Regions from separate parts of the Homo sapiens genome. Here region 1 is linked to region 2. A link is an interaction called in ENCODE POLR2A ChIA-PET data of the cell type or tissue named here. Cell type or tissue: PC-9. All regions are shown on one strand. Each heading gives the region's core, and the rest is flanking DNA. Links, peaks and the distances in the headings are about the cores only. Region 1 overlaps KIF2A (kinesin family member 2A). Region 2 overlaps KIF2A (kinesin family member 2A).

Region 1 (16,666 bases), core at 3,805-11,804, 63 kb after region 2:
ATTAGGTACATAAAATAGTGGTTCCAATCAATTGTATATTTACTTAGTAAACCAATTGCCACTGTAGAATGCAAATTCAAAAATTTTACTGCCATCTTTCCAAGTTAAGTCATAGAAAAACATGTTAATAAGCTTTCATTGTCTAAAGAGTTTTAAGATTGGTCTTTTAAAACAGATACAATTCCTTTCTTCAGCTTATTAAAAGAATTCTAAAAGGATGCTCCTTCAAGCGCATGAAAATAATTCCCCTCTTTAATGTCTATATTATAATTTTATCATAACCACAAAATGGAGAAAAGTTGGGAAAACAAAGATTGTCAAATGCTGCTTTAAAATAGACTAAAAGGACAAGGATGCTACAAAAAAGCATTATTTAGAAAATGGAAGTTAACTACACAGTAATATTCACAGTAATGTTAACTACACTAACAGTCACACATTATATCTTGGTTTTGCCAACTACCTCAAAGCAGTTATTATTTATAATCTAACAGTAAATGTCAATTTATTCCTAGGTGCCACTGACCAGTAACTGAGGACAGAAAGCAATTTGATTTGTTGGAAGTCACACAGCAGATCAGCAGCAGAATTCAAAGTCTCAAATTCTGATATTCAGGTTGTGTTAGCTAATCTAAGCAGTGAGGAAAAGAGTCCTTCATGAGGACTATGTAGCATTACACCTTCTTCAATAGCTTTAGTGGAACAAGAAGCCATTAGAGAAGGACATAAATAATGTCTCAGCTGACACTGGTAACAGTGCTGTTGCTGTTTAGTAAATCTCTGGGGAATGTGACTTTGCCAAACATAGAGACATTTCTGTTTGGTTTATCACACTTAAGATGTTACTGTTTTTTAACTAAATTGAAAGTTCTAGTATTTCCTTTCTTAGACATTAAACACAAACCTGAAAGTTTGGAACAAGGAGAGAAAAAAGAAAATGATATAGCTAAGATTTTCATTACGAAAATACAACTTAAAAACGGGACAAATTTTATTCATATTGAAAACAAACTATGAATTTTCAAATTCTTACCTCATCTATTGTTTTGAAAAGGGATGTAAAAAATAGTGCTCAGTTTCTATAGGGTGATGGGGAAACTTCGGATCTGTTGAGCTGCACACTAACAATTAAGGTAGCATTATTATTTAGAAGGGCCCGTTGTGCAGCTTTTTAGAAAAGTTTCATTCAGAATTTGCGTAACAGTAATAAGAAAAATGTCATAAAGTAGCTATGATACCATTAAAAAGTATTAAATCAGGCCGGGCACGGTGGCTCACGCCTGTAATCACAGCACCTTGGGAGGCTGAGGCGGGCGGATCACCTGAGGTTGGGAGTTTGAGACCACCCTGACCCAAAATGGAGAAACCCCGTCTCTACTAAAAACACAAAATTAGACAGGCATGGTGGCACATGCCTGTAATCCCAGCTACCTGGGAGGCTGAGGCAGGAGAATCACTTGAACCCCGGAGGCAGTGGTTGCACTGAGCCGAGATCGCACCACTGCACTCCAGCCTGGGCAACGAGAGCAAAACTCCATTTCAAAAAAAAGAGTATTAAATCACTGTAGTTTCCTGATGTTGTTCAGCATATTTGGGGCTGGGGAAAAGGAAGGTTAAAACACCGTCCAAAACCACTTGTAAAGAGAACATAAAAACCAAAATTCTAAAATCACGATGTAATATGATTACAATTCTAGCTGAAATAGTAACAATGTAAAAAAAAAAAAAACCACACAGTACTAGAAATAACACTTCATGAAGTTTACTAAATAAGTTAACTAAATAAATCTCAAAACCTATTAGCCTTAATTAAAAGGCTATTCTTCGTATCTACATTCCTTTGGATAACAGAATATATACCAAATGTATCTTTACTTACGTGTTAAAGAATACAAGATTTCCTATTTAGAATACCAAAGACTTTTACAGTGGTGTTGTTAAAGCAACATGTTGCCAATAGTTCAAAATTCTGAAGAACTGTCTTTCCCAGGTATTCTCCTGAATACACTGAACGATGCTATCTAATTGTTCCCTGGCTTATTTACCCAAAAGGGAATTCCATACCAATACAGCAGTGCTATTCTGTGAACTTTTCACAGCTACATGTACATAGCATCTTCTCTTATGCATACATCCTAACGAGACAGGGATCTTGTGGAATGTTTTTCAACAGTTAGTGCAATGTTATTATTCCCCCCAGGACTCTGTCATCCCAACTCCTGCTCCACTCTACGTACAGGAAGATTATGATGATAGTGGCCCTGAGTCGTGGAAATTTCTACTTTCAAAGCCTGGCCAATTTCGGTTAGGAAAATAAATGATCACTCTTCTAAGCCCTTTTACCACTAGGGTAAAATGTATATTTCAAATTCAGTGCTGCCAGAACAAAAGGTACATAAAGAAGAATGAGATCACTGAAGCTCCATGTGGCAAGAAAGGCTAAAGTCAGATTATGAGTTTGGTTTTGTACGTATGAAGTTTAAGATATCTGTCCAGTGGAGATATGAAGTAGGCTCTCTAATAGACTGAAGTTGGTCAAAGCTGAAGAAAAAAGCTTGGGGATTGTCAATTTAAATCATGCATTCTCAGCAGAGGTGATATCCCCAAGGTGATAAAAACTGGCTCTTTGGAAGGGCAGATCTTAGATATTACAATGGTTTGTGGCCCTCCGAAGGGCTACAACCCATAAACAGATGCAGAGAAATTTCACTGCGATGGGGTGATTAGGCAATAAAGTAGTCAAAAGGCTTTTCAGGCAGAGCAATAATGAAAAAAAGTTTGCAAAACACCAATACAGACAGTATTTTTTAAGACAATCAAAGTGGATTTGACCACTAAGAGAATGAGGGTAGAAGTCCCGATCTTTAAAATTCTGTATAGAGGTCAGGGAAATGAGATACCAGCAAAGGAGATCAAGAATTTACCAGAGAAAAAGAAGAAAAATCAGAAGAGTAGTCACAGAAGCTAAGTGAAGGTATTTCAAACAAAAGGGAGTGAATTAATTGTGTCAAATGCTGCTAACAGATCAAGTAAAACAGGAGCAATGCCTCAAAGAGAGTAGTCAAGAGGTTTTTGTTTTTTCTTTGAGGCAGTGGCTGGATCTCGGCTCACTGCAATCTCCGCCTCCCCGGCTCAAGCAATCTTCCTACCTCAGCCTCCTCAGTAGGTAGGACCACAGGCATGTGCTACCATGCCCTGCTAACCTTTGGTATTTTTTGTAAAGAGGGAGTTTCACCATGTTGCCCAGGCTGGTCTCAAACTCCTGGGCTCAAGCGATCTGCCTGCCTCAGCCTCCCAAAGTGCTGGGATTATAGGTGTGAGCCACCACACCTAGCCTAAGAGGATTTTTTTTTTTTCGGATGGGAGAAATAACAGCATTTCCATATTGATGGAAATGACTCAGTAAAGAAAATAACTGTTGATGCAGCACAGAGAGACCACTGAAGTTGTGACTGGGCAGGTGAAAGGAGACAAGATCCAGAGTACAAGTGGAGGAAAGAGGCACAAAACAGGAACAGAAAAAATGTGTCCACAGCAAAGGAAGGAAGGCAGTCATATAGGCACAGATGCTGGTAGTTGGGTAGATGTGGCTGACTTGTAGTTCTTTACTGGTTGTTTATATTTCTTGGTGGTGAAATGACAAGCAAGGTCATTTTGCTGAGAGTGTGGGTGGGCCAGGAGCAAACATCCTCAAGGAATGAGGGAAGCTGGCATTATCAATAAGATTTCTATTTGAGAAACCAGATATATGGTGTCTCCACTAACCAACAGACAGAATACAAATACAGAAATATGGGGATAAAGGCAATGGATTCTGTTTTTGGTAAGTTTAAGATACTGGCAGGAAATACATGGGATAGTACCTAAAAAGTAGATCAGAAACCAAGAGAAATATTTGGTCTGCAGAGGCATTTTTTTTTAACTTTTATTTAAGGTTTGGGGTTCATATGCAGGTTTGTTACATGAGTAAATTGCATGTCACCGAGGTTTGGTATACAAATGATCCCATCACCCAGGTAGTGAGCAGAGTACCCAACAGCTAGTTTTTCAACCTTCCCACCCTCCTTCCTCTAGTAATCCCAGGGTCTATTGTTGCCATCTTTGTGTCCGGTATTTACCCAATGTTTAGCTCCAGCTTAACCAGTTCACCACTGATGGACATCCAGGTTGATTACATGTCTTTGCTATTATAAACTGTACTGCAATGAACATATGAGTACAGGTCTATTTTCTGTAGAATAATTTATTTTCCATTGTGTACATACCCGGTAGTGGGATTGTTGGGTTGAATAGCTTTAAGTTATTTGAGAAATCTCCACACTGCTTTCCACAGTGGCTGAACTAATTTACATTTCCACCAACAGTGTGTGAGTGTTCCCTTTTCTCTGCAACCTGGCCAACATCTGTTATTTTTTTGACTTTTTAATAATAGCCATCGTGACTGGTGTGAGATGGTGTCTTGTTGCAGTTTTGACTTACATTTCTCAAATGATTAGTGATGTTGAGCATTTTTTCATATACCTGTTGGCCACATGTATGTCTTCTTTTGAGAAGTATCTGTTCATGTCCTTTACCCATTTTTTTTTTCTTTCAGAGCAGGAATGAAAGTTTATTGAAAAGCTTTACAGTTGGGCATGGTGGCTCATGCCTGTAATCCCAGCACTTTTGGAGGCCGAGGCAGGTGGATCACCTGAGGTCAGGAGTTCGAGACCAGCCTGGCCAACATGGCGAAACCCCATCTCTACTATAAATACAAAAATTAGCCGGGCATAGTGGCGGGCACCTATGATCCCAGCTACTCAGGAGGCTGAGGCAGGAGAACCACTTGACCCAGGAGGTGGAGGTTTCAGTGAGCCGAGATCACGCCACTGCACTCGAGCCTGGGTGACAGAGCGAGACTCTGTCTCAAAAAAAGAAAAGAAAAGAAAAGAAAAGCTTTACAACAGTAAGGAAAGGAAAGAAAAGAAAGTACAACTTGGAAGAGGAACAAGCAGGCGACTTAAGAAAGCAAGTGTGTCCCTTTGCCCATTTTTTAATGGGACTGTTTGCTTTTTGCTTGAATTGTTTCTTATAGATTCTGGAAATGAGACCTTTGTCATATGCATAGTTTGTGAATATTTTCTCCCATTCTGTAGGTTGTCTGTTTACTCTGTTTCTTTTGCTGTGCAGAAGCTCTTTAATTAGCTCCTATTTGTCATTTTTTTTCTTTTTGTTGTAATTGTTTTGGGGACTTGGTCATACATTCTTTGATAAGGCCAATGCCCAGAATGGTACTTGCTAGGTTTTCTTCCAGTGGTTTTATAGTTTGAGGTCTTACATTTAAGTCTTTAATCCATTTTGAGTTAATTTTTGTTTATGGTGAAAGGAAGGGGTCCAGTTTCAATCTTCTACATGTGGCTACCCAGTTTCCCCAGCACCATTTACTGAATAAGGAGTCCTTTCCCCGTTGCTTGCTATTATCGACTTTGCTGAAGATCAGATGGTTGTAGGTGTGTGGCTTTATTTCTGGGTTCTCAATCTTGTTCCACTGGTCTATGTGTCTGTTTTTATATCGGTACCGCGCTGTTTTGGTTACTGCAGCTTTGCAGTACAGCTTGAAATGGGGGTAGTATAATACCTCTGGTTTTGTTATTTTTGCTTAGGATTGTTTCGGCTATTAGGTTCTTTTTTGGTTCATATGAATTTTAGAATAGATTTTCCTAATTCTGTGAAGAATATCATTGGTAGTTTGATAGAAATAGCATTGAATCTGTAAATTGCTTTGGGCAGTACGGCCATTTTAACAACACTGATTCTTCTTATCCATGATCATGGAATGTTTTTCTGTTTGTATCATCTCAGATTTATTTCAGCAATGTTTTGTAATTCTCACTGTAGAGCTCTTTCGCTTCCTTGGTTAGCTGTATTCCTAGGTATTTTATTCTTTAGGTGGCTACTGTAAATGAGATTCTGTGCAGAGGCATTTTGAAAAAGAATTTTCATTAAAAATTATTTATTTATTTATTTTATTTTTTTTGAGACAGGGTTTCCCTCTGTTACCCAGGCTGGAGCGCAGTTGCATGAACACAGCTCACTGCAGCCTCAACCTCTGGGGCTCAAGGGATCCTCCCACCTCAGCCACCAGAGTGGCTGGGACCACAGGTACATACCACCATGCTCGGCTAATTTTTGCAGAGTAGAGACGAGGTTTTGCCATGTTGCCCAGGCTGATCTCAAACTTCTGGGCTCAGGCGATCCACCCACCTCGATCTCCCAAAGTGATGGGATTACAGGCATGAGCCACTGTACCCAGCAAAAAAAATTTAAAGTGTTATGAAAAATTGCAAACTTACACAATAGATGATAACCCCCTACATTCAGCTTCACTAATTTTCAATATATGGCCAATCCCACTGCCACTTCTATCACAACTGGATTATTTTGAAACAAATTCTAGCTATCCTATCAACTCATCAATATTTACTTCAGAATGTATAAAGCTATAATTTTATGTGTTTTTAACATTCTTCTTTTTTTTTTTTTTCTTTGAGACAGAGTCTCGCTCTGTCGCCCAGGCTGGAGTGCAGTGGTGTGATCTCAGCTCATTGCAAGCTCCACCTCCTGGGTTCACGCCATTCTCCTGCCTCAGCCTCCCAAGTAGCTAGGACTACAGGCGCCCGCCGCCGCGCCCGGCTAATTTTTTGTATTTTTTTAGTAGAGACAGGGTTTCAACGTGGTCTCGATTAACATTCTCCTTTTTAAAAACCTTTTCTAATACATTTATTTTTCCATCTTTCTCAGATTTTTTTTTTTTTTGAGATGGAGTTTCGCTCGTTGCCCAGGCTGGAGTGCAATGGCGTGATCTTGGCTCACGGCAACCTCCACCTCACGGGTTCAAGCGATTATCCTGCCTCAGCCTGCTGAGTAGCTGGGATTACAGGCATGCGCCACCATGCCTGGCTAATTTTGAATTTTTAGCAGAGATGAGGTTTCTCCATGTTGGTCAGGCTGGTCTTGAACTCCCGACCTCATGTGATCTGTCCACCTCGGCCTCCCAAAGTGCTGGGATTACAGGCATGAGTCACTGCGCCCGGCTTTCTCAGATGTTTTAATAAAGCTGATTTTTTTTTTTTTTTACTAAATTGAATCACATTCCACTAATCTATTTTAAAGTAACATTAAAAATATGATCATTAAAAAAAAAAACCCAAAAACCATAAAACAATCTTTACCATATTTACCATTTAAATGCTATTTCCCATGCATCTCTTAATGCCTGGTTTTGTGCTGTGTTTACTATGGTCTCTGTAAATATTGATACATTATACCATATATGCATATATGTGTGTAGGTACACAGATAAAAGGCAACCGTTTCCCACCCTTCAACTCTGGTAACAAAGAGATGACTTTGAGACTAGAGTTGCAAGGTATTTCAAGGCCTTATTCATCCTTTACCAAAGACTTGCAGCATATTTGCTGTCAAATGCTTAATTTGTTTTCTATGTTAAAAGGTCAAGAACTAGTGTTAAGATCAAGGAAGAACATAAACATTTTAGGTAATATAGTCCATGGAAAGGCCTACATAAGTAGTAGGACATAAAGGTAGGTCTCATCTTGGATTAGACAATGGTTTCTTAGATATAACAAAAGCAAAAGCAACAAAAGAAAAAATAGATAACTGGACTTAATCAAAATTAAAAATTTTTGTGCTTCAAAGGATACTATCAATAAAGGGAAAAGACAACCCTCAGAATGAGAAAAAATATCTATAAAGCATGTATCAGATATGGCAGTAGTATCCAGAAGTTTTATACCTCAACAATAAAAAAATAAATATTGACTGGGCACGGTGGATCATACCTGTCATCCCAGCACTTCTGAGAGGCTGAGACGGGAGGATCACTTGAGCCCAGGAGTCTGACCAGCCTGGGTAACATAGTGAGACCTTGTCTCTCCCCTACCCCAATCCCCTCTAAAAAAAATTAGCCAGGCAAGGTGGCTTGTGCCTGTGGTCCTAGCTACTCAGGAAGCTGAAATGGGAGAAGCACTTGGGCCTGGGAGGTAAGGCTGCAATGAGTTATGATCATGCCACTGCATTCCAGCCTGGGTGACAGAGTGAGACGCTGTCTCAAAAAAAAAGAGAAAACATACCAAATTATAAAGTGAACAAAGGATTTGAACAGATCTTTCTCCAAAAAAGACATACAAATGGCTGGGCATGGTGGCTCAAGTCTGTAATCCCAGAATTTTGGGAGGCCAAGGTGGGCGGATCACTTGAGCCCACAAGTATGAGACCAGCCTAGGAAACGTGGCGAAACATGTCTCTACAAAAAATATAAAAATCGACCGGATGTGGTGTGCATCTGTAGTCCCAGCTACTTGGGAGGCTGAGCGGGGAGGATCAGTTGAGCCCAGGAGGCAGAGGTTGCAGTGAACTGACATCACACCATTGCACTCCAGTCTGGGAGACAGAATAAGACTCTATCCTTTAAAAACAAACAAACAAACAAACAAAACAAATGGTAAATGAACACATGGAAAGACGTTCAACATCATTAGTCATTAGGGAAATGCAAATCAAAATCACAATAAAATGCCACTTCATACCCACCAGGACGGCTATAATAAAAAAGATGGAAAATAACAAGTTTGGGCCAGGATGTAGAAAATTGGAACCCTCAAATATTACTAGTGGGAATGCAAAATAATATAGCCACTTTTGAAAATAATACAGCAGTTCCTCAAAAAGTAAGTATAGTTACCATATAATCCAGCAATTCCACTTCTAGGTATAACCCACAAAAACTGAAAACAATTTTCAGTTCTTTTATGTCCACACAAAAACTTGTATATGAATGGTATTCATAATGGCCAAAAAATGGGAAACCCAAATGTCTATCGATTAATGGATGGATAAATGAAATGAAATGGAATATTATTCAACCATAAAAAAAGTACTGAAATATGTTACTATACTGATAAACTTGAGTATGGATTATGCTAAGTGACAGATGCTATACACTAAAGGCTATGTATTGTACAGTTTCGTTTATACTCAATGTCCAAAACAGACAAATCTACAAAGATAAAAAGTTGATTAATGGCAGATACTAAAGGCCGGAATGAGAGGGGAATGCAGAGTGACTGCTAATGGGTATGGGTTTCTTTTACAGTTTGTCATAAAAATGTTCTGAAATTGGACAGTGGTAATAATTGTACAACTTCATGAATATACCAAAAAAAAATCACTGAATTGTGCACTTTAAAGGGCTCTTTAGGTTTATTAGGTTAAAACTATAATATTTATTTCTCAAAAAATTTTCACTAAAAAATTACTTTCTTCTCATAATCAGACATAATATAGGATATACTCTTTATTTTTCTATATTGGCTATGACAGATAAACACCAGAACTTAGGTGTTTTCTATTATATGTTTGGACCTCATAAACACTTCATAAATTAAGCATGTCATCCCTTACAGGGCCACTTAAAAAAAAAAAATGCTATAGTCACAGCCTGAACTTCACAATCCAAGCTAGCAAATTTCAAAAGTGTAATGTACACTGTGTGGATAAGAGTATGAGGAAACAGGCATTTTTGCAGATAGTAAGGTAAATTCATATCTATGGAAGACAAATCAGCAAGATCTATCAAAATTACACATACACAATTATCTGACCCAGTGCTTCTACTTCTAGGATTTTTTCCCCTACAGATATATTCATGTATGTATAAAATGTCAAGAGTTGAAGGCTATTAAATACTACAGTATTGGCTATGCAGCAGCTACAGATTAGGCACAAATGTAAATGTCATCAGTAAAAGACTGGTTAAATAAATTGTGGTATATTTACTCACTAATGAAATGCAGTACAAGAAAGAATGAGACTATTATTTATCTACTCAAAAGTTCTCCAAGATATCATTATTATTAAGTAAATTACACTCCAGTATATACAATATAACATCTGTAGGAAAAAGGTATATATTTACACATATTTATACTACATGTAGATAGAGATATATAAGCAGAGATTTTCCTGAAAAATGAAAAAGAGGTAATGCTCTACAAATATAAGAAGCTAGTAATATTTTTGTCTCTTGGAGAAGAACTGGGTAGCTAGCTGTGGGGTAGGGGTAGGATGGAGACTAATAGATATATACATACATACATACATACATATATATCATTTTGGAACTTCATTAGTCATGGGACTATATTGCTATTCAAAACAGGCAATTAAACTTAAAGAGAAAATTACAAGTATACATTAAAAACAGTGACACACACCTTGTCATGTCATATTCTTGATGCCTGGAGGATGAACAACACAAGTCAATTTTTTAGAATGTCAAAACTTGAATAGACAGAGCAGTGAAAGAGAAGCTGGAAGTTCATTTAGTCACTGATTCAGCAAACAGATAATTTATAAAGTGTGCAGAGTGCCTGTGCTAGGCAGTGGGGAATATAAAGGAACTTGAGTCTGACCAGACACAAACATATAATACAATACAATGAGTTTTTTGACAGAGCAAACAAAGGGGACTCGCCACTCATAAAGCAGGGGACCCATCTTAGGCTAGGAATCAAAAGGAGATACAGCAGTTAGCTAGGTTAGTTAGAAGTGGAGTGTTCCAAGAAAGTTCAGCTTGTCTGGAGTATAGTGTGCCTCAAATAAGCAGCAAGAATAAGACTGAAGAGGCAGGTTAGTTTGTTCAGGGTCCACCATAAGCCATGTTAGACTTGGGCTTCATAAAAAGGGCAACAGAAGTAGAGAACACTTTCAAAGTTTTAAGCCTGTGATCAGAGGGTCAAACCTACATGCCTGAAAGGTTACTCTGAAACAGTAATTAACCAAATTATTGTTTTGGGTTTTTTGTTGTTGTTGTTGTTGTTGTTGTTGTTAACCAAATTACTCTCCTAGGTAGAGAGGCCTATTAGGAATTTGTTGCAACAGCACAGGCAAGACATAATGCTAGCATGACCAAAAGTTATAGCGGTAGGTACAGAAAAAGTGCAGGAAGAGTTACTTGAGTCATTAAATTAAGAGACCATGGTAATAAGGCTATAAGGTCAAGAAAGAATAAGGAGTCAAGGAAGACAACCAAGTTTCTGACTGGAGCAATAGAGTGAATGAGAAATACTGAAGTAAACTTGAGGAAGGGGTGATGGGTTCAATTTTGGACATGCTGAATTTGAGTGTTTATGAGATATCCAAATGGAGATATGCAGTAATCCATGACATATACGAACAGTACATGTCTGTAGCCAATGTGGGCTAAAGAGAAGCATTTAGTTTACCCAGAAAGAGAATACTATGTGAGAAGTACTGCAGGGGTAGGATCAAGCCCTGAAGAACATCAATACTTAAAGAGAATGGGGAAAGAAGCACCTGTAAAGATTAAAAAGGAAAAAATCTGAGTAATAGAAGGAAAAGAAGCTCTACTTATTTTTAATTAAGAAATTGTTCTTAATGGAAACCCAAAACAGCATGTACACTTAAAAGCAATGTTATTACTCTTAATAAAACTGCAACCAAAGAGCATATAAAGAAAGCACTTACCATATACTTAGAGCGAAGTTATAGGCAACTCTCAGTATCAGCTATAATTTAAAAAATAAACACACAACCCATATATAATCCCAAAATAATTTCAAACAATGGGCTTATAAAAATAAATTTATGGCCGGGCGCAGTGGCTCACGCCTGTAATCCCAGCACTTTGGGAGGCTAAGGCAGGCGGATCACGAGGTCAGCAGATCGAGACCATCCTGCTCAACATAGTGAAACCCCATCTCTACTAAAAATACAAAAATTAGCTGGGCGTGGTGGCACATGCCTGTAATCCCAGCTACTGAGGAGGCTGAGGCAGGGGAATCGCTTGAACCAGGGAGTTGGAGGTTGCAGTGAGCTGAGATTGCGCCACTGCACTCCAGCCTGGTGACAGACCAAGACTCTGTCTCCAAAAAAAAAAAAGTCCACTAAATTTGGACAGGCCCCCAAATCAATCTATTATGTCAGCACTTTAGCAAGTTGCTATAATTGTTACTATTTTCCTGACAATATTGTTGCTCATCTAATATGAGACATCCTTACGATAGCATTTGTTCCTGTTTAAATTGTCTAAAGTCTTGTGAGCAAGAGAGTTTAAACATAGGCAATAGCAAAAGAGACTGGAGAAAACTAGAATGTCTTTGTCAAATTACAGAGCCACAGAGCATTTGTACTGAGTGCAATAGCTACTTATTATTTTGTTGTAGCTGGCAAACTAACTTCTTCTAGAGAAAAGTCCTTCAACTAATTCTTCAAAGAAATCAGATGAAGGGACACATGATGGCCATACAGCAAATATTAGTTGGATTAATAAAAACACCTGATTAATAAAAAGTATACCCTAGAAAGGAAAAGAAAAGCATTATGAAATTAATTATGTGACTTCCAATGCCCGGAACATTAATAGGGCACAAAAATGAATTACAGTCTACAATGAATTAGTATGTAGAGGATTTTGGGGGCAGACAAACTATGTTCTAATCTCAGATTTGCTACTTATTTTATGTATGACCTTGGACAAGTCAACTTCCTCATTATAACAATATAGGCAAGTTTTGACCAACAGCAGTATTTCATCAAAGAGCTTTCTGTGGTTAAATTCTAAGATGTACCTCACTAATTAGGGCCCCTAATTTGTTCTCATTTCTTAAAAATCTTATAGGTGGCTGGGCACTGTGGCTCACGCCTGTAATCCCAGCACTTTGGGAGGCCAAGACAGGCGGATGACCTGAGGCCAGGAGTTCGAAACCAGCCTGACCAACACGGAGAAACCCCATCTCTACTAAAAATACAAAATTAGCTGGGCACGGTGGCGCATGCCTGTAATCCCAGCTACTTGGGAGGCTGAGGCAAGAGAATTGCTTGAACTCGGGAGGCAGAGGTTGCAGTGAGCCGATATTGCACCACTGCACTCCAGCTGGGCAACAAGAGTGAAACTTTGATTCAAAAAAAAAAAAAAGGGCTAAAGTTGCCATACATATGTGAATCCTTTTTACTATACTATAGCTCATTGAAAAATTTTTCTTCTAACATTGGCCAATAGACTATGCATGACAAAAATGAATGGCAAAATTTTACCTTAATTGTACACCTATATGACTAATCCTCATTCATAAATTATAATTTTTTTGTCATTAATTGGTCCATTATTTCAAGAGTGGTTTTAACTTTTAACACCTAAAGTTTGCATCCTCTCCTCCCCAACCTTTTTTAGGTTCACAGCAAAATTGAGTGGAAGGTACAGAGATTTCCCGTACAATTCTTAACCCCACACACCCTCCGCGCTATCAATGCCCTGCACCAGGTACACTTGTTACAATTGATGAACCTATCTTGACACACCATTATCACCCAAAGTCCCTAGTTTACATTAGGGTTGACTCTTGGTATTGTACCTTCTATGAATTTGGCATATGTATCATGACATGTATCCACCTTTATAGTATCATACAGAATAATTTCACTGCCTCTGTGCTGTGCCTATTTATCCCTTGCTTACCTCTTTTTAAGTCCTAAATTGCAAACTGTAGTTAAGAGATTCTGAATACTGAAATGGCACTTAGAATCCTAAGGGTGAAAAAGAGAAGGCAAATGCCAGGACAGAAAAAATAGGCCAAAAGTAAGAGCAAAGAAAAAGTAAAAAAGAGCAGCTGCATTTCAAGAAATAAAACACCTCATCCCTTAAAGAGATGACGTCATATTCTTTGTGTACTGCTTTTCCTTCTCATTCCGTTCCAAGAATTCTGAGAGGGTCCTGGCTAACACACTACAGCTCAGTACTAAGAAGGCAAAGTACTTAGTTATAGCTTAAGCAAATTCCCATTGCAGGTAAACATGTAATGGAAGTGATTTATACCTTAAACTCAATTACTTTTAGGATATTAGTGGCAAAAACTATATGCAGCCTGAGTTGGATGCTCTCTTTGATATTACCTTGATAGGCTCTACAGTCCTCTACACTGTATTCTTGAACAGCGTTAGCCTGATTAAATAAAACTGAAGAGATTTAAAAGCTATACTCAGACTTTGCAAATGTTAAGTCCTTTCCTTTCAACTCATCTGCCCTTTATTCAGCACAAGGGATATATTGCAATATAACATCAATTCTTCTTGCTGTGTGTTCTGCATATCATCTGTTCCTTAATCATTGCTCACCCTCCTAGACTGATGCAATCTTATCCATGCTACCTCTCATTTTCAGTACTATGCTCCCTCTAATCTATCACTAATCACTAACTCCTATTACTGCTCTTAGGAGATTAAGTCCTATAGTAGTTTCCAAGTGTCCTAGAAATTAATTCCAAGATCCTTACCTTACCTCTGTTTCCAGGTCTTTAATAAGGTGCCCCAGATTACCCCTCCTCCCTTATCTTCTTCATCATCCTCCCTCTGCCTGTTTTAAATGCCCTTCACCTGACAGCTTTGTTTCCAGTCAGGGACTTCTTCCATGCTGCCTACATGGCTAGAATGCCTCCTTGCCCTCAGGGCAACCGACTGGTCATCTTCCTCTCACCATTTAAACTTCACTCTCCAAGAAGTCTTGTCAGATACTCTGTTAGGAGATACTACTTTTACTAAAATAATGGATCACAACCCTGGCTATACCCTGGAATCACTAATGTGTGACAAGTTAAGCTTCATCAGTATGTTAGGTGCCTTAAAGTAAAATACTGATACCTAGACTACATACCAGACAGAATCTCTAGGCAAAGGAACCAGATATTGGCTGTGGTGGGTTGCTTTTTTTTTTTTTTTTTTTTTTGGTCTGTTTTTTTCCACAGCCCCACAGGTGATCTATTGAGCAGCCAGAGTTATAAACCACCACAGGCTGAGCATTCTTTAATCCAAAATGCTCCAAAATCTGAAACTTTTTGAGCACCAACATGACACCATAGTGGAAAATTCCACACACGACCCTGTGATGGGTTGCGGTCAAAATGCGGGCATAAGGCCGGGTGTAGTGGCTCACACCTATAATCCCAACACTTTGGGAGGCTGAGGCAGGTGGATCACTTGAGGTCAGGAGTTTAAGACCAGCCTGGCCAACATGGTGAAACCCTGTCTCTACTAAAAATACAAAAATTAGCTGGGGATGGTGGCACGTGCCTATAATCTCAGCTACTGGGGAGGCTGAGGCAGGAGAATCACTTGAACCCAGGAGGCGGAGGTTGCAGCGAGCCAAGATCGTGCCACTGCACTACAGCCTGGGTGACAGAGTGAGACTCCATCTTAAAAAAAAAAAAAAAAAAAAAACAGTTCATTCTCAGCACAGTATAGACACTCAGCAAATTTTACCACAAGTTTGTTCCCTGCTGATCTTGTCCTTCCTTTAGGTAAAATGTGGTCAAAATTAATGCCAAAACCTACAAAAACCTGGAGAAAAAGTCTTCAAAAGTAAATAAAACATAGCCCAGGGAGGAACCTGATTCTTACAGTTCCCGGGCCATAATGTGTAAGGAGTTTATATCCAAATTACACATAACCACCAGTAGCTGCATCCACTGCTGTTTCCCATGCTCTGCTTCCTTGGTCTCTGTTTGTTTGTTTTGAGACAGTGACTTGTTCTGTCACCCAGGCTGGAGTGCAGTGGCATGATCATAGCTCACTGCAGCCTCCAACTCCTGGGCTCAACCAGTCCTCCCACTTCATCCTCCTGAGTAGCTGGGGCTACAGTCACATGCTACCAGGCCTGGCTAATTTTATTTTTTGTAGAAATAGAGCCTCATCATGTTGCCCAGGCTGGTATCCAACTCCTGGCTTCAAGCAATCCTCCTGCCTAGGCCTCCCAAAGTGCTGGGATTACAGGCATGAGACACCACACCGAGCCAGTCTCTATTTACAAGTACCCAAACCCAGGATATCTAGAGAGAAACCTGCTGTCAGGTGCTGGTCTGCCAAAAACTTTAAATTGAATAAATTTGACCAGGTATGGTGGCTCACACCTGTAATCCCAGTACTTTGGGAGGCCAAAGAGGGAGAATTGCTTGAGGCCAGGAGTTCAAGACCAGCCTAGTCAACATAGCAAGACCCCATCTCTACAAACAATACAAAAATTAGCTAGGCATGGTTGTGCATACCTGTAGTCCTAGCTACTTGGGAAGTTAAGGTGAGAGGATTGCTTGAGTCCAGGACTTGGAGGCTGCAGTGAGCTATGATCATGCCACTGCACTCCAGCCTGGGTGACAGAGCAAAACCCTAAAAAAAAATTCCTTTTGATACCAAAACAATTTAAAAGTTATAAACTTATAACTCAAATAGGTACTAGAGTATAGGAAATAGGCTAATAATGACAATGCCAATTTCAATTGGCAGACTAGGGCTATTAGGGCTGATAATGCTGTATTAAGAACTCTGAGGCTGGCCGGGCGCAGTGGCTCAAGCCTGTAATCCCAGCATTTTGGGAGGCTGAGGTGGGTGGACCACGAGCTCAGGAGTTCAAGACCAGCCTGGCCAACATGGTGAAACCCCATCTCTACTAAAAATACAAAAAAATTAGCCGGGCATGTTGGCGCATGCCTATAATCCCAGCTACTTAGGAGGCTGAGGCAGGAGAATCGCTTGAACCCAAGAGGCAGAGGTTGCAGTGAGCCGAGATCACGCCACTGCACTCCAGCCTGAGCAACAAGAG
Region 2 (16,251 bases), core at 1-8,000:
ATGTGCTACAAATTAGCTTTTCAGTACCATTCCATTTTGATTTCTTTTTTCAGATTGCTACATGGATTCAACGCAGAAGGTATTCATTTTTCCTAGGTATTTGGAAAACAGAAATTTTCAAGGTCAAGAAAAGAAATGAATTTTGTATTTTTTGTATTTGAGAAGATAATGCTTTTGCTTTACTGAGACATTATTTACTTGACTATTTTTGGTTCAATACTACTACTGTTGTCACCATTTATGATTCTGAATTTTAAAGTTGGAAAGTTCTAAGTATCAAAGTTTTTAATATATAATGCTGGTCCAATCTATTCATAATAATCTTCAAGTTCAGGAGCCGCAGAGACGCACAACTTTACACTTATCATTTCTAACAGTTTATTGTATAAAGATGTTACTCTTCTATTTACTGTTATATACTGTAAGGCCTTCTTTAGGCCTTTAGCTCTGTTCCTCCAGTAATAAAAAAGTTAAAATATGCTTCACTAGTCACACATTCCCCATACCATTTCGTGTTATTCACATTCCCCGTACCATTTCTTGTTATTCACATGTACAGTAAAACAATTGTTTCTTAAATTATTTTTATTTTGGTTCTCTCATTCTCTTCCCTATTTATCCTATACAGTGTCTGTTACGATTGCCTACCTCTTTCGCTATCCTATAGCGTCAGAGACTTAGGGTTCTGGGTAAGCCCAAGTCTGCTACTGCCACCGTGCAGTGCCAGGCATATTAAAGGGCATGACTCCCAACATGTAAAATGAGGAAGCTAAACTGGAATGAAATTAACAATAAAATTATCTTTTTTTATGGTTCTTAGGGAGATAACTATAGGCTTAGCAAAATTTCAGAGGGTTTTGTAATTGAAACTGGTTTCAACTTCAGAAAAACAGCCATTTCCCATAACTACAGGTTCCCAGTATTCCTATGATTTCTGGACAATTAAAATTTCCAGTTCCTTTTTCATATACCTGGTGCTTAGTTTTAAGCTATTTTAAAACTGTCAGACTGAGAATTTCAATAGATGTCATAAACTAGTTTTATTAGCTACTATGTTTAAGTCAATATAATACTAAGTGCTGTTAATATACTATAATAGAGTTATAGTAGCTATTTTGTTTCTATAAAAAATTAATAAAAATATCTTTATTGATATTTGGCTTTTTTTAATACCTAACTTAATAGAAGAGTGTTTCCAATTAATTTAACAAAGCCAGATTTTGAAATCTGGCTTCAAAGTCATAGTAAATGTTACTACATAATTAAAATAATGCTTGTTCTTAATGTATAATCCAGAACAAAGGCATCAAGCTGCTTTTGTTAAACAAATATGAAATAATATACATTAAGAGTAGATTTTTTTGTTTAATTTCACAAAACTATTTTGCAGAGTTCACTTGTATCATCTCTATCCTTATAGTAAAAATTTTAAGATTTAACTCGGCTTTCTCAGGTTATTTCCCTCTACCCCTATGAACTGCTGAGTTTTAGTTCCTTTTCTGGCCTTCAGTTTTCACTATCTGTAAAGCTGAAGGACTGTATTATATTACCTCCAGTATCTTTTCTGGTACTAATTTTTAAAATACCTGATCAGAATGAAGCCATCATAGTGTAAGGCAGCATATTTGTCTATAAGGAGACTTTCCAAAGACAGTACCCATCCAATGCAAATAATAAATTTGAAGCTAATCATCTGTTGTGCTTTAAAATGAGCAAATTCACATGTCTTTATTGCCCTTTGAAAGTTGGTTAATCTCAAAAACTACCTTTTTTTTAAATATCCTTTGCAAGGTCAATTGTAACAGTTCTCCATCCTTCCTCTTCCCTTTGAAATAAACACAAATAGAATATATCTTACAGCTGCAAGAAAACCTGAGTCCTTTCCAAAACAAAGGTGACTGAAGTAAATTATCTCTAAAACTTATTCCATAGACTTCATTTATTAATAAGCATATTGTGAAAATCTACATTTGTTTTAGATTTCATGTTTACAGAGCTTTTCACAATTGTATTAGGATCTTTCACAACTACTCTCTGGGTTTTATGAACAGTAAAGAATCTGGCTCATGTGACCCTCTATTCATAGCTCCCCTTTGGCTCCTGTGAAGGAGCTGATAGTTCCCTGGAGTAAATAAATCAAAACAAGATATCCTTGGGAGATTTTTAGCTGTTAATCTACTCCTGGACCCCATCCTGGGAACTGAGGGAAAACTCCTAGAGAGATATACAAATCTTTGAACAAAATATTTACATGAAAAGTGGCCAGTTTTCTTCCTTGGAGTAGCAATCTGTAAAAATAAGTGCTGCTGTTTAAAAAGTAGCATGCCCTACACCATACCAATGTATTAGTGAGAATTTGGCGATTCTCACCAAACAACAATGAAGTTTCACATTTGGTACTGGATGGAGCTTGGGTTAGATCTGCCTTTTAAGGCAAAGTCAACTCTTTCAACTTAATTCTTTTTCAAGGGAGTAATGTACTGTCTACACTTGGCTTAAACTAACTTCTATTATGGACTACTTTCAATGTACATGTAAATGTTCATGCATCAGAAGCCAATTTCTTTTAACAGTACATAGAAAAGGTATATTTTGGGGTGCTAATGAACACTTCAAATTAAGTAATGATATTGGTAAGGATCAAACTGCACTATTAGTCTTGTTAATACCACACTGGCACACACACTGCATATATATGTATTTTCCTAAGATAAAACTCTTCTCAGAATTTCATTACTTTTTATTATACACCAACTAGTTTATATTGTAGTTCTTTACAAAGAAAATGCTAAGAAAAATTATAATCACATGTTATATGGTTTTAAAATAATAATTCCAGATTTCTTTACATATAAGATGGAATGGTCCAGCAGCTATATCCACTGTCACAGACTTTAGTTCCGTTCAATGATATGGCACATCCTGCAAAATTAACTAGTCACACACAAAAAATGTCTCAAATACAGTAAAAATGTACACACAAAGGTAATTTACAATGACAAGGAATGTAATTTTTCTTGGCTGTGCTTCAGAAATTTAGGGTCAGTAGCCTTAATCAAGGCACAAAGCAGGAAAAGGTGAGCACAGCTGTCTCTAGGAGTGGGCAAGGTATGTACAATCACTGATGAGGTATGCATGCACGCAAAGGATTTAAAACTGCTCAGTCTCACTACAAAAATTGAACTGAGTTAAAAGGAAATGCTGTGGCTTCCCCCTACTATCTGGCTCTGGATTGAGTCCACAGTCTTACTTCATCAAATAGAAAATAAAACTGACAAGGATCTCCAAAAGTAAATCACTATTTGTGTAAATGAAACAAAATGCTTCATTAATCCCAGTTCTTGGTTGTGCCTCCTGGACTAGAAGCATTTTGTAGACAAAAGAGTGTTTCACAAAATTGAAATGTAATTCAGGTGAAGGACAAAACATTTTCCACAGACACTTAAAATTCCAAACTTTCAAATGGCCCTTACAGCTGAACCGTTGTATGTTACAGTAGTGAGGGTTCTGGGTATCCTTTAGCAGCAAATGCCGGTTTAAAGGGCACGGGGTCTCTTCGGGTTGATTTGCTTGCTGGCTTGTTCCTCCTCTTGTAGAGCTGCACGGAAAGATTTCACTTTATCTTGGAAAAAGAAAAGAAAGAGGGAATAAGTATTGTATTACACGCAGTAAGAGTTTACAACTTTATGGGTTCAATCAAGTCAGCTGTGTTATTTCCTAACAGTAACTCAGTATTTTTCCTTTTGTTCTTTGTTGTCTAGAAACTCGGAACTAAATAGAATGCTCAACTATTGCGAAAGTTTTTTGTTACAGATTTCCAGAAATACCTGTTTTTCTGTATCTTTCAATAGCTTTCTGTTCTGTTTGGCACATTTACAGTTCTCTGTTTTAATTTATTGGAATTCCTCCTAGAGTATAGGCAGGTTTCACATTGTAAAATACATAGTCTACCTTTTTTTTTTTGAGATGGAGTCCTCACTCTGTCACCCAAGCTTGAGTGCAATGGTGCGATCTAGGCTCACTGCAACCTCCACCTCATGGGTTCAAGCAATTCTCCCACCTCAGCTTCCCGAGTAGCTGGGATTACAGGCGTGCACCACCCGCTCAGCTAATTTTTGTATTTTTAGTAGATACGGGGTTTTACCATGTTGGCCATGCTGGTCTCGAACTCCCAACCTCAGGTGATCTGCCCGCCTTGGCCTCCCAAAGTGCTGGGATTATAGGCATGAGCCACCGTGCTCAGCACCCCCTATTTTACCTTTTTAAAGCTATGAACATGTAAAATATATTTGAATTTTTAGAAATTTACATTTTGTCCTCACTGTGAGGAAGGGGGATTGTGAAGGGGGGATGACTAAATGATATATTTCTTGATTTTACGCATTTTCTGGTCATGTACTGCTCTAGAGTCATGTAAAAACTAGAAATAGGTTAGTAAATTGTCAGACAAATTACATGCAGCTGTGAAGATAAGCTATCTTTCAATAACAGTGGCTCTCAACTGGATATGATTTTTGGCCCCCAGCGGGCATTTGGTAATGTCTAGAGACATTTTTGGTTATCCCAACTGGTGTGGTGCTACTGTCATGTAGTGGACAGAGACCAACGATGCTGGTAAATATTGTACAAGGCACAGGATAACACTCCTCAACAAAGAAAGGCCTAGCCCCAAATGTTAACAGTGTCAAGGTTACGAAACCCTACTCTGTAGACTTCAGAATAAAGTTGGAATCTCAATTTTCCTCCCCTTTTTGAAAGTACAGTGATGTTTAAAAAGTTAACTTTTTTGAAATTTTGAAATGAATTTAAGAACTTCTAGATTTGGTGCTCTCAAACTGTTACTGTTCTGTTTTTTTTGAGATGGAGTCTCACTCTGTCACCCAGGTTGGAGTGCAGTGGCGTGATCTCGGCTCACTGCAACCTCCGCCCTCCGCCCCCTGCCCCGGGTTCAAGTGATTCTCCTGTCTCAGCCTCCTGAGTAGCTGGGACTACAGGCATGTGCCACCATGCCTGGCTAATTTTTGTATTTTTAGTAGAGACAGGATTTCACAATGTTGACCAGGCTGGCCTTGAACTCCTGACCTCGGGTGATCTACCTGCCTCAGCCTCCCAAAGTGCTGGGATTACAGGTGTCTGGCCCAAATTTTTCTTATAAATCCCAAATTTATCTCTGGGTGGTTAAAAAAATTCTAAGGACTGAATAATGCAATATATCTAGATAGTAATTTCTTAAAAGTTATGGATATGCTTGATACACATGAAATTTGAGAAAAGGAAAGGAAGTCAATTAAGTTGAATGCTACAAAGAAAAAATACCAGAGTGCATTAGGATCTGTCTTCTGAATAAAATGGATACAGAAGCTGATTGTGAATTATTGCAGATTAGAAAAATGATCAAAACAATTTAAATAAAGGGTTGAATATGAACAATATGAGAAACAAATGAAAATTTTAGTTCAACAGTCACTGCTGACTTTACAAAATATGATTTCAAATAACCAACTTCATAACCAGTCAGCAACATATATGTGTTGAACATCTCATCCAAAAATCTGGCTGTGCAGGCCGGGCGTGGTGGCTCATGCCTGTAATCCCAGCACTTTCGGAGGCCGAGATGGGCGGATCACAAGGTCAGGAGATCGAGACCATCCTGACTAACACAATGAAACCCCGTCTCTACTAAAAATACAAAAAAATTAGCCAGGCGTGGTGGCGGGCGCCTGTAGTCCCAGCTACTCAAGAGGCTGAGGCAGGAGAATGGCATGAACCTGGGAGGCGGAGCTTTCACTGAGCCAAGATCGCTCCACTGCACTCCAGCCTGCGTGACAGAGTGAGACTCCATCTCAAAAAAAAAAAAAAAAAAAAAAAAAAAAAAATCTGGCCAGGCATGGTGGCTCATGCCTGTAATCTCAGCACTTTGAGAGGTTGAGGTGGGTGCATCACGTGAGGTCAGGAGTTCGATACCAGCCTGGCCAATATGGTGAAACCCGGTCTCTACTAAAAATACAAAAAGTAGCCGGGTACAGTGGCACACGCCTGTAATCCCAGCTACTCAGAAGCCTGAGGCAGAAGAATTGCTTGAACCTGGGAGGCGGAGGTCGCAGTGAGCTGAGATTGCCACTGCACTCCAGCCTGGGCGATAAAGCAAGACACTATCTCAAAAAAAAAAAAAAAAGCAAAGCCAGGCTCGGTGCCTCACATCTGTAATCCCAGCACTTTGGGAGGCCGAGGCAGGTGGATCACCTGAGGTGAGGAGTTCAAGACCAGCCTGGCCAACATGGTGAAACCCCGTCTAGATACAGAAGTTAGCTGTGCATTGTGGCGCGTGCCTGTAATCCCAACTACTCGGGAGGCTGAGGCAGGAAAATTGCTTGAACCTGGGAGGTAGAGGTTGCATTGAGCTGAGATCGTGCCATTGTAACCCAGCCTGGACAATAAGAGCAAAACTCCATGACAAAAAAAAAAAAAAAACCTGAAACCTGAAGTGTTCCAAAAATCCCAAACTTTTGGTATAATGCAAATATTCAAAAATCTGAAAAAATCTGAAATCCAAAACACTTCTTGTTCAAAGCTTTTCACATAAGGGATACTCAACGTGTATATACTTCAAAACATCATGTTGTACCTATTACATACATTTTAATCTGTCAACTCTTTAATTTTTTGAGACAGGATCTCACTGTGTTGCCCAAACCAGAGTGCAGTGGCGTGATCCTAGCTCACTGCAGCCTCAAACTCCTGGGATCAAGTGATCCTCCCACTTCAGCCTCCCAATAGCTGGGACTACAGGCAGGCACCACCATACCTGGCTAATTTTTAAATTTTTAAATTATTTTTTAGAGATGGGATCTCTATGTTGCCCAGGCTGGGATGTCAATTTAAATAAATGAATAAATTTAAAAGAAAAATAACCCTTCAAAACAACTAATCAACATCACAGAGGGCCTCCTTAAAAAAATTAAGCAGCTTATTTACTGCCCCAAATTAGGAATTTCATTCTGGTTTATGTTGGATTGCGTGTACACACACATCCAGATGGTCACTCACACCTAAACAAAGCCAACAGTGTGCAAATGCCTAAGAAATTAACACATAAAGAAATACATAGCTGAAGCTACACAGATAAGCTAACTAAAAAACCAAAAAGACACGACTTAGTAGGTAAGGCACATGCTTCCCTTCATGAGTAAGGTACAGAGGATAGTCATCTTGACACCTCCTTCATTTAAAAAAAAGTGGCAGAGGCCAAGTGTGGTGGCTCATGCCTGTAATCCCGCCATTTTGGGAGGTCAAGGCAGGAGGACTGCTTGAGCCCAGGAGTTTGAGACAGCCTGAGCAACATAGCAAGACCCCATCTCTACAAAAAATTAAAAATTAGCTGGGTGTGGTGGCTTGCGCCTGTAGTCCCAGCTACTCAGGAGACTGAGGTGGGAGGACTGCTTGAGCACAGGAGGTTGAGGATGCAGTAAGCCATGATCACGCCCCTGTGCTCCAGCCTGGGCAACAGAATGAGACCCGAAAAAAGGCACAGAAAGAAGATAATTCTCATAAGCATCAGCCTACCAAACTAAAGATCTGAATAGGTACATAAAATTTATAAATTTGTTAAAAATACATTTTCTCTCTTTAAGATGACTGTCTTCTTAAAATATGAGAGAAAACTTGAAATGCTATGCCATGACTTTTAGAAAAACCACAATGGTTAGTTGTCTTTATACCTCTGGAAAATAGATGCTAAACAGTGCCCCTAATTTTCACTTCGTATGTCCTCTTGCAATACGAAGAAGCCCTCTCACCAATATACATACCAATACCAATCAGATTTCAAACATTAAAATGGAAAAAGAATTACCCCGCAGTTCAGTTAAAATGTCTATTTTTTGCTCAAGAATAGCTTCAAGTTGTGTAGCATATGAATCGACATCATAATCTACTTCTTCAGTCATCTCTAAGAGGGCCTTTTCATCTTCTAACCACCGAATAGATTCCTACAAGGACAAAAATTCGATAATCCAATAAGCATCTTTGTGCAACAGAAACCAAATTACAATTCTGTTAAATATAATCAAACATACTTAAGATAGTATTCTCTAAAATGTCAATAGACATAAAACATCTTTATTCACAGACAGTATAATTAAGAAATACAGTTGACTCTGGAACAACATGGGTTTAAACTGTTTGGGTCCACTTATGTGGATTTTTTTCAATGTAAGTTACGCTGAGTATGCCTGCCTCTCCTGCCATCCCTTCCACCTCCTCCACTTCTGCCAGCCCTGAGACACCAGGTCCAGCCTGCCTCTTCCTCCTCAGCCTACTCAATGTGAAGATGATGAGGATGAAGACCTTTATGATGATGCACTTCTACTTAATAGTAAATATAATTCTCCTTTCTTACGATTTTCTTAATACCATTTTCTTTTCTCTAGCTTACTTTGTGGTAAGAATACCTTATATCACATATATAACATACAAAATATGTACTCATAGACTTTTATGTTATTGGTAAGGCTTCTGGTCAATAGTCAAGTTTTAGGGGGGCTCAAAAGTTATATATATTTCCAACTGTGCTGGGGGTCAGCATCCTTAACCCCCTGCAGTTTTCAAGGGTCAACTGTATGTCCTCAAAATCTAACACAAACACATGAAAGATGGGCTGAGCAACATCATTTCATTTCTCTATCTTTACTCTACTTTGGATGGGAATTTTGGGGAGGGAATGCATCAAATACATCAATATTAAAGAGGAGAGTAAGTCTCAAAACCTCAATATCCATCCCTAAAACGGGAAGAATGTGCATAATAAAGCTACTGAGCACTTTGATGGGGGCTATGGTAGCCTAGAACCTGACAAACTAACATATCCAATTAGGGACTCACAGTGGTTGGGCCAAGAGGTAATAATAAATTCCAGCTGGGCATGGTGGCTCACGCCTGGAATCCCAGCACTTCAGAAGGCTGAGGCAAGTGGATCACTTTGAGGTCAGGAGTTCAAGATCAGCCGGGCCAACATGGTGAAACCCTGTCTCTTCTAAAAATACAAAAAATTAGCCAGGCGTGATGGCACACGCCTGCAATCCCAGTTACTTGGGAGGCTGAGGCAGGAAAATAGCTTGAACCCAGGAGGCAGGGGTTATAGTGAGCCGAGATCGCGCCATTGCACTCCAGCCTGGGCGACAGAGCGAGACTGTCTCAAAACAAAAAACAAAACAAGACCAGATCTTTCTGAATTAAAGAGCTATTTGGACATAAAAGCTCTTATACGTGGATTTGCTTTTAGGATGCATACAATCTCAATTTTCCGAACATCAATTGACTTTAATGACTAATTATAATTAGACTATATAGCACCAGACAGAACTGGTTAACATAGGTATGTGTCTTGATTAGGAAACATATTAATTAGAAAATGCAAAAATACTCCAATTTTCCTTTTTTTTTTTTTTCCTGAGTTTCACTCTTGTTGCTCAGGCTGGTGTGCAATGGCACAATCTTGGCTCACTGCAACCTCCGCCTGCTGGGTTCAAGCAATTCTCCTGCCTCAGCCTCCCAAGTAGCTGGGATTACAGGCATGCGCCACCATGCCCAGCTAATTCTGTATTTTTAGTAGAGACAGGGTTTCTCCATATTGGTCAGGCTGGTATCGAACTCGCAAACTCAGGTGATCCACCCGTCTCGGCCTCCCAAAGTGCTGGGATTACAGGTGTGAGCCACCACGCCTGGTCATACACTCCAATTTTTCTTTCCTTTTCCTTTAGCTGTACACTTAATTTTGGTTTAACAAAACCTTATTTTGTGAAATGGCAGATCATAATACAGAGGAATGATATAGAGAATTGTAAAAAGAATACTGGGTTGAAAGTCAGAACACCTAATTTTACCAATAAACAGCTGTAAGATTTTATCTAAAAAATGGCAGAGTGGGAAATGATGGTCTTTATAGGATACCTTGTTCCAAAAGGGCACATATGACACTTTTCTTTTTGTTTTTAAATAGAGATGGGGTTTTGCCATGTTGCCTAGGCTGGTCTCTAACTCCAGGGCTCAAGCAATCCATCCACCCTGGCCTCCCAAAGTGCTGGGATTACAGGTGTGTAATTTTCTTAAATTATTAGCATCCGTTCTCTACTTAAACACCTTGGCTTCTAAAGAGAGTCTCATAATAACAGTTTGACTAAAACTCTAGAGTTTTTGTTTTTTTCTCACTCTGTTGCCCAGGCTGGAGTGCAGTGGTGTGATCTCAGCTCACTGCAACTTCCACCTCCCAGGCTCAAGGAATCCTACCTCAGCCTCCCGAGTAGCTGGGACTACAGGCATGCTATACCTCACCCAGCTAATTTTTGTATTTTTTGTAGAGACAGGGTTTCACCATGTTGCCCAGGCTAGTCTTGAATTCCTGGGCTCAAGTGATCCACCCTCCTGGGCCTCCCACAGTGCTGGTATTACAGGCATGAGCCACTGCGCCTGGCCAAACTCTAATAGTTTTAATGAACGTGTATCCTAATCTGACATAAAGTGTTCTCTGTCATTTTTGAGCCCTTTATCCAGGTTCTTGAATGGCCTAGAGCTGAAGTTCCTTTGTTTAATGACAAAGATTCCTTCAACATCAAAGAAGGAATACAAGTCAACAAGGGAGGCAGTTATTGTTTTTTTCTCAAGAAGTGTTCATAGTATTACAGGAGGGTGGGGGCGGCTGCCAGTCAATTGTACAGTCTTCATAAAGATGTCCAAATGATATCTTCACTCCCTCAAATATCACCATGATAGGACATTTTCTTGTTTAAAAAAAGGGGAGTAGAGTATCATATAGTAAATACTTTTAACAGGTTGAATGCATAATGGAATGAATGCCTAAGGAGTTACTGCTACAGGTGGTGATATAACACCCTTCCCTTAACTTGCCACTGACAGCTCAGAGCAGTAACTCTCCATCTCCTGAAGTAAGTAGTCTCTCTTTTCTGCAACAACTGATACTTCCTCAACTGCTCCAAAACCCTTTAAAAGAGTTTTTCTTAACTGCTATCAAATACATTGGCCTAACATTTAGAAGGAAGTACTGGTGGGCAGAAGTGACACTCTTCCCTAAAAATGGACAAATGACAAAAACCAATAAGGGGGACGGGAGGTAAATAAAGTAGAACGTTTCACCATGGTGCAAAGAAATGTTATTTGTAGCCATCGTTCATTGTATTAAAAATTTGCCATGTCACATGCCCTACAAATACACATATACATATATACAAACAAGTATTTTTTAAGGAATAGTGTGATATTTAAGGAATTATGACAAATTCTTAATTTATCTCAAGAAATATTTTGAAGGAAAGTCCTGTCTTACTTTACCTGGAACACTGCCCTGTGATCTTCTACAACTTGTTCTTCCATTTCTACCATTTGTGAAACAGCTTCGTGGAAAGTAAACAACTGTGGAGAGACTTCTTCTTCCTTAAAATAAAAATAGTTAAGAAATTATGATATAGTGTGTATTTTAAATGTTATAAAAGTAGTTTTTTTTAATTTAGAAAAATATCATTTAGAAATTGAAGAGGCTTGAATGGTAAAGGCTAGTAAAATATATATAAAAGGCAAAGCCACGATTTCTTTCTTTGGGTAAAAATATTTATGCAACTCTCAATAAGACAACTAAAACTTAGATGAGTAGGGAATATTTTTCACTTAGCCTAAGCTTTATTGCCGAACTATGCTGAAAGAGTACTCTCTTTTGGAACAGCCCAACTTTTCAAAAATACAGTTATTGCAGGCTGTAAATGTATGAAATATTTCCTCAGTATTGTCTACTTTTCACTAACAATTTAATTTACATGTTTAAGTTTCTTTTGTTAAAAAAGATATGAAGATAGTATCTTTAGATGATGTAAAGAAAATGTCTTTCATGACTATCAAATTAGTGTTGTAAAGGACTTAACTCTTAACTAATTTCTTAAATATACTACAGAATATATTTATACCAGTTTTTATAGAAATTTCAATGGACAATTCACAATTTTACTTCATCAACAACAAAAAACATATAGTTGACTCTAGAACAATACATGTTTGAACAGTGCTTGTCCACTTATATCTGGTTTTCAACCAATGCAGACTGAAAATACAGTATTTGAGAGATGTGAAACCTTCATATTCAGAGGCCCAACTTTTCATATTTGCAAGTTCCACGGGGCCAGCTGTGGGACTTGTGTATGCGCAATTTGGGTATATTCAGGCAGTCCTGGAACCAATCCTCCATGTATAACTGAGGGACAACTATATACAATATATTCATATTTTCGTCCTATAGCAAGTCAGAGCTTCTCTGATTCCAGGCCATGTTCAGATGATGATTAAAAAACAAAACAAAACAAAACAAAAAACAAAAAAAAACTTCGGCTGGGTGTGGTGGCTCACTCCTGTAATCCTAGCCCTCTGGGAGGCTGAGGCGGGCGGATCACTTGAGGTCAGGAGTTCGAAACCAGCTTGGCCATCATGGTGAAACCCCGTCTCTACTAAAAATATAAAAAATTAGCTGGGCATGGTGGTGTGCGCCTGTAATCCCAGCTACTCGGGAGGCTGAGGCAGGAGAATCACTTTAACCCGGGAGGCGGAGGTTGCAGTAAGCTGAGATCGTGCCATTGCACTCCAGCCTGGGTGACAGAGCAAGATTCCACCTCAAAAAAACAAACAAACAAACAAACAAACAAAAAAAACTTCTCCGATCTCTAGAGCGTGTCTTAGATGCTGTTCCATTTTAATCTACTTTGTTAAGACAATATAGCAATAATAATATGTACACACGCACCAATACTTAACTAAAGGCTAATGCTGAGTCATGGCAAGATAATTCCCTGGGTGTGGCAAAGGTGACAGAAATGCACACTCTCTCAAACATGGAGGCTGTAAAAACTCATGATGTCATACTCCCCTGGATTAGTTCTGGTCATCTAACCTCTCCAAATTAAGGCTCTACAGAGGCCCAATAGATGCAATAATAAAATGGAAAGATATGTATAGGGAGTACTTATCTTGCTCTGGTTTTCCACATCTTTGGGAGGTAACATATCTAGATGCAATGCAGGGTTTACTTTAAAGAGTCTAAAAGCAACTACAGTCTCTCTTAAAAATTCTGGACATAAGTGATGGACTGAGGCCAGAATCTCATTTTTAGTTTTTATGGTTCAAAGTTTAGAACTCTTAGTTTGAACCAGGTTTTTCCAGTCTTGGAACTACTGACATTGTATGGGGATAAGGTGAGGGGGACACTCCTGTGCACTGTATGATGTTCAGCAGCATTCCTGGCTCTACCCACTATATGCTAGCAGCATCACCTTAGTTGTGACAAGCAAAATATCCATACATTTTGCTTTGGGGGCCAAACTGCTCCTAGTTAAGGACCACTGCTTTAAGCCCTGCTTTAGTAACAGTGATTTGGAACATGGTAACAAAAAGTAGTAAGTGTATCTGTTACTCTAGAATATTTTGGGCTAAGTATCTGCTACAAAGTATTAGAACTAACTAACATTGTTTACAAAGAATACTGTATTGCAGGAAGCAATGAGTTTAATTGATACAAGGTTTGGCGCTGGAATAAGATCTAAATTTCAATCCTGGCTTCAGTACTTACTACTTGTAAAATCTTGGTCAAATTATTTAAACCTCAGAATATCAGTTATAAAGTAGGGATAATTATAGTACCCACTACAATGAGTTGTGATAATGAGATCAGATAATAAATAAAATGCTTAGCAATGTATGTCATGTAGTAAGCAACTAATCAATGCTAACTTAACATGATGAGAAAATGCCATGATAAGACTTAGTGGGAATAGAATGACACCAAACTATGCAGAATATGCATTTTAAAAACACACCTTTACATCTCACACACAGAAAAGAACCCTCTCAATACATTAAAAGCAATTATGTGAAAGTGTATTATATATACCTTTTTATTTCTTTATCTCTTTCTATCCTTATACAATGGGCATGTATTTATTTTTATAATTGGGAAATCAAAAATTTAAATTATAAAGTATCATTAAAAATTTTAATCATACAGAAAAGCAATCAGATTTAACAAATGTTAGTATTTTGCTGTTTGATTTTAATATAGTGCATACATCCTTTCAATATAGATGCATATGTCCACAGTTCTTTTGTTTCTAAGCTTTAAAAAATTTTTTTTGAGATGGAGTCTCACTCTGATGCCCAGACTGGAGTGCAGTGGTGGGATCTCAGCTCACTGCAACCTCCACCTCCCAGTTTCAAGCGATTTTCATCCCTCAGCCTCCTGAGTAGCTGGGACTACAGGCGTGTGCCACCATGCTCAGCTAATTTTTGTAGTTAGTAGACACAGGTTTTACCATGTTGGCCAGGCTGGTCTTGAACTCCTGACCTTAAGTGATCCGCCCACCTCGGCCTCGGATTACAGGCGTGAGACACCGCGCCTGGCTTGTTTTTAAGCTTTATAATATTTATTATATGTGTAATTTTTAAAGTTGTTTTCCCCTATATTACTTTAAATTTTTCCCAAATTTTAATAGCAGACAAAAATCTGAGGGAAAAAAATGAATGGTTTAGATTGGGAGTTGGAAGTTGTTTTTCCCTATATTACTTTAAATTTTTCCCAAATTTTAATATCAGACAAAAATCTAAGGGAAAAAAATGAATGGTTTAGATTGGGAGTTGGAAACTTCCTTAAAGGGCCAGATAATACATGTTTTGGGTTTATGAGCCAAACAGTCTCTGTTACTGCTGTTATGGTAGGTAAGAAAGCAGCCAGACAACACTTAAGAGAATAAACATGGATATGTTCCAATAAAACTTTATTTGTAAAAATAGATGGCTGGCCCACAGGCTGTAGTTTGCTGACCCCTGACTTATTTACTCATTTATTTTAAGAGACAAGGTCTCGCTCTGTCACCTAGGCTAGAGTGCAGTGATGCTATGACAGTCCACTACAGCCCAGAATTCCTGTGCTCAAGCAATCCTCCCACCTCAGCCTGCCTAGTAGCTAGACTTACAGGTGTATACCACCACATCTGGATGATTTTTAAATTTTTTGTAGAGAAAGGGTCTCATTAAATTGTCCAGGCTGGTCTTGAACTCCTGGCCTCAAGCAGTCCTCTCACTCAGCCTCCCAAATTGGTGAGATTACAAGCTTGAGCCACCACACCCACAGCCTGACACCTCATTTAAATGATAGTTTTCAGTTAAGTTCTGCTACTGATGAAATGAACTAAGATTATAACATTTACAACCATAGTACACTCACATTTTGTTCACAAAGAAGTTTTAGATCATCTCTCTGAGGGGAACTCCCCACACCCCACTGTGTCTCTAAGTCATCAATCTGGTTTGGTGGATGGTGCATTATTGGACGAACATCACCAGCAGCAGTTGGATCTACAGTCAATTCTTTGACCCTATAAATACATAAGAGGTATCTAAAGTTAAAAACACTCATGCAGAGGAACGAGAAAATACCAGCCTATTCAATATACACGCAATTCAGTTAACATACTAAGATTGATGATGTCACCTTTATAGGTAAAATTTATCTGAAATCTGTAGAAACACTTAAGTGGTTGTTTAGTTTTAGGAAATCTGCTTAGGTAACTTTATATAATTCATATTATATTATATCAAATATAATTATTGTGTAAATTAAATGAGAACAGTATGTAGATTCAGTATTCAAAGAAAAAAACTTGTTATGATTTAAAAAATTTTTTAAATTTTCCATTTTATTTACTACTGGCTCATCAAAGTTGATGTTATTGCAATTAAATTATATGAACAGAAAAATGTAAACAATAACAATTAGACCAATAAATGGATCACTGCTGAAACAAAACAAAAAAACCCTGCAGATTTCTGGTAGTTATCATGCTCAATTAAAATAGCTACATGTAAAATAATTTTATTTATAATGTATAAAGATTATAAGATTTTAAGTTTTATCATTTGAAAAGTGTTTACTCATTATATTTAAACTTACACATTTGGGAAAGGGTAAACTTTCCTTACTTTAAAAAAAATTTTTTTTTTTTTTCACCACTTGGCCAGGTTGGTCTGGAATTCTCAACCTCAGGTGATCCACCAGCCTCCGCCTCCCAAAGTGCTGGGATTACAGGTGTGAGCCACCACGCCCGGCCAAAAGAGGGTAAACTTTCTATGTCAAGAGGCTCCTTGCAGACAAGGAAACTTATAAGATCATACAGCATAAAGGCAATCTCTTCATTTTAAGCAAGATAA

The links. ChIA-PET counts read pairs that join two places held together with the same protein. Peaks named below come from ENCODE experiments on the same cell type or tissue, not always from the same donor. Only the 100,000 strongest peaks of a DNase experiment are listed, where the experiment ranks them.
Region 1: POLR2A ChIA-PET joins it to region 2 with 20 read pairs; 4 of 35 experiments call an interaction of 5 or more read pairs at or near these places.

What each region holds. Positions count from the first base shown.
Region 1 is chr5:62,313,384-62,330,049 of GRCh38, reverse strand. The region is part of intron 1 of KIF2A (kinesin family member 2A); the gene reads right to left. Among named protein-coding and RNA genes, the nearest start is that of KIF2A, 16 kb to the right of the region's middle. RefSeq lists an enhancer at 15,187-15,688. In PC-9, for the core only: no CTCF peak of the experiment used is centred there; no DNase peak of the experiment used is centred there.
Region 2 is chr5:62,372,855-62,389,105 of GRCh38, reverse strand. KIF2A (kinesin family member 2A) reads right to left here. Exons shown (of 21, transcript NM_001098511.3): 18 at 15,269-15,419; 19 at 11,344-11,445; 20 at 7,853-7,988; 21 at 1-3,622. The coding sequence ends at 3,537. DIMT1 (DIM1 rRNA methyltransferase and ribosome maturation factor) reads left to right here. Exons shown (of 12, transcript NM_014473.4): 12 at 54-1,852. The coding sequence ends at 96. Among named protein-coding and RNA genes, the nearest start is that of DIMT1, 23 kb to the left of the region's middle. In PC-9, for the core only: no CTCF peak of the experiment used is centred there; DNase peaks (open chromatin) are centred at 3,075 and 3,815; H3K27ac peaks cover 1,909 bases.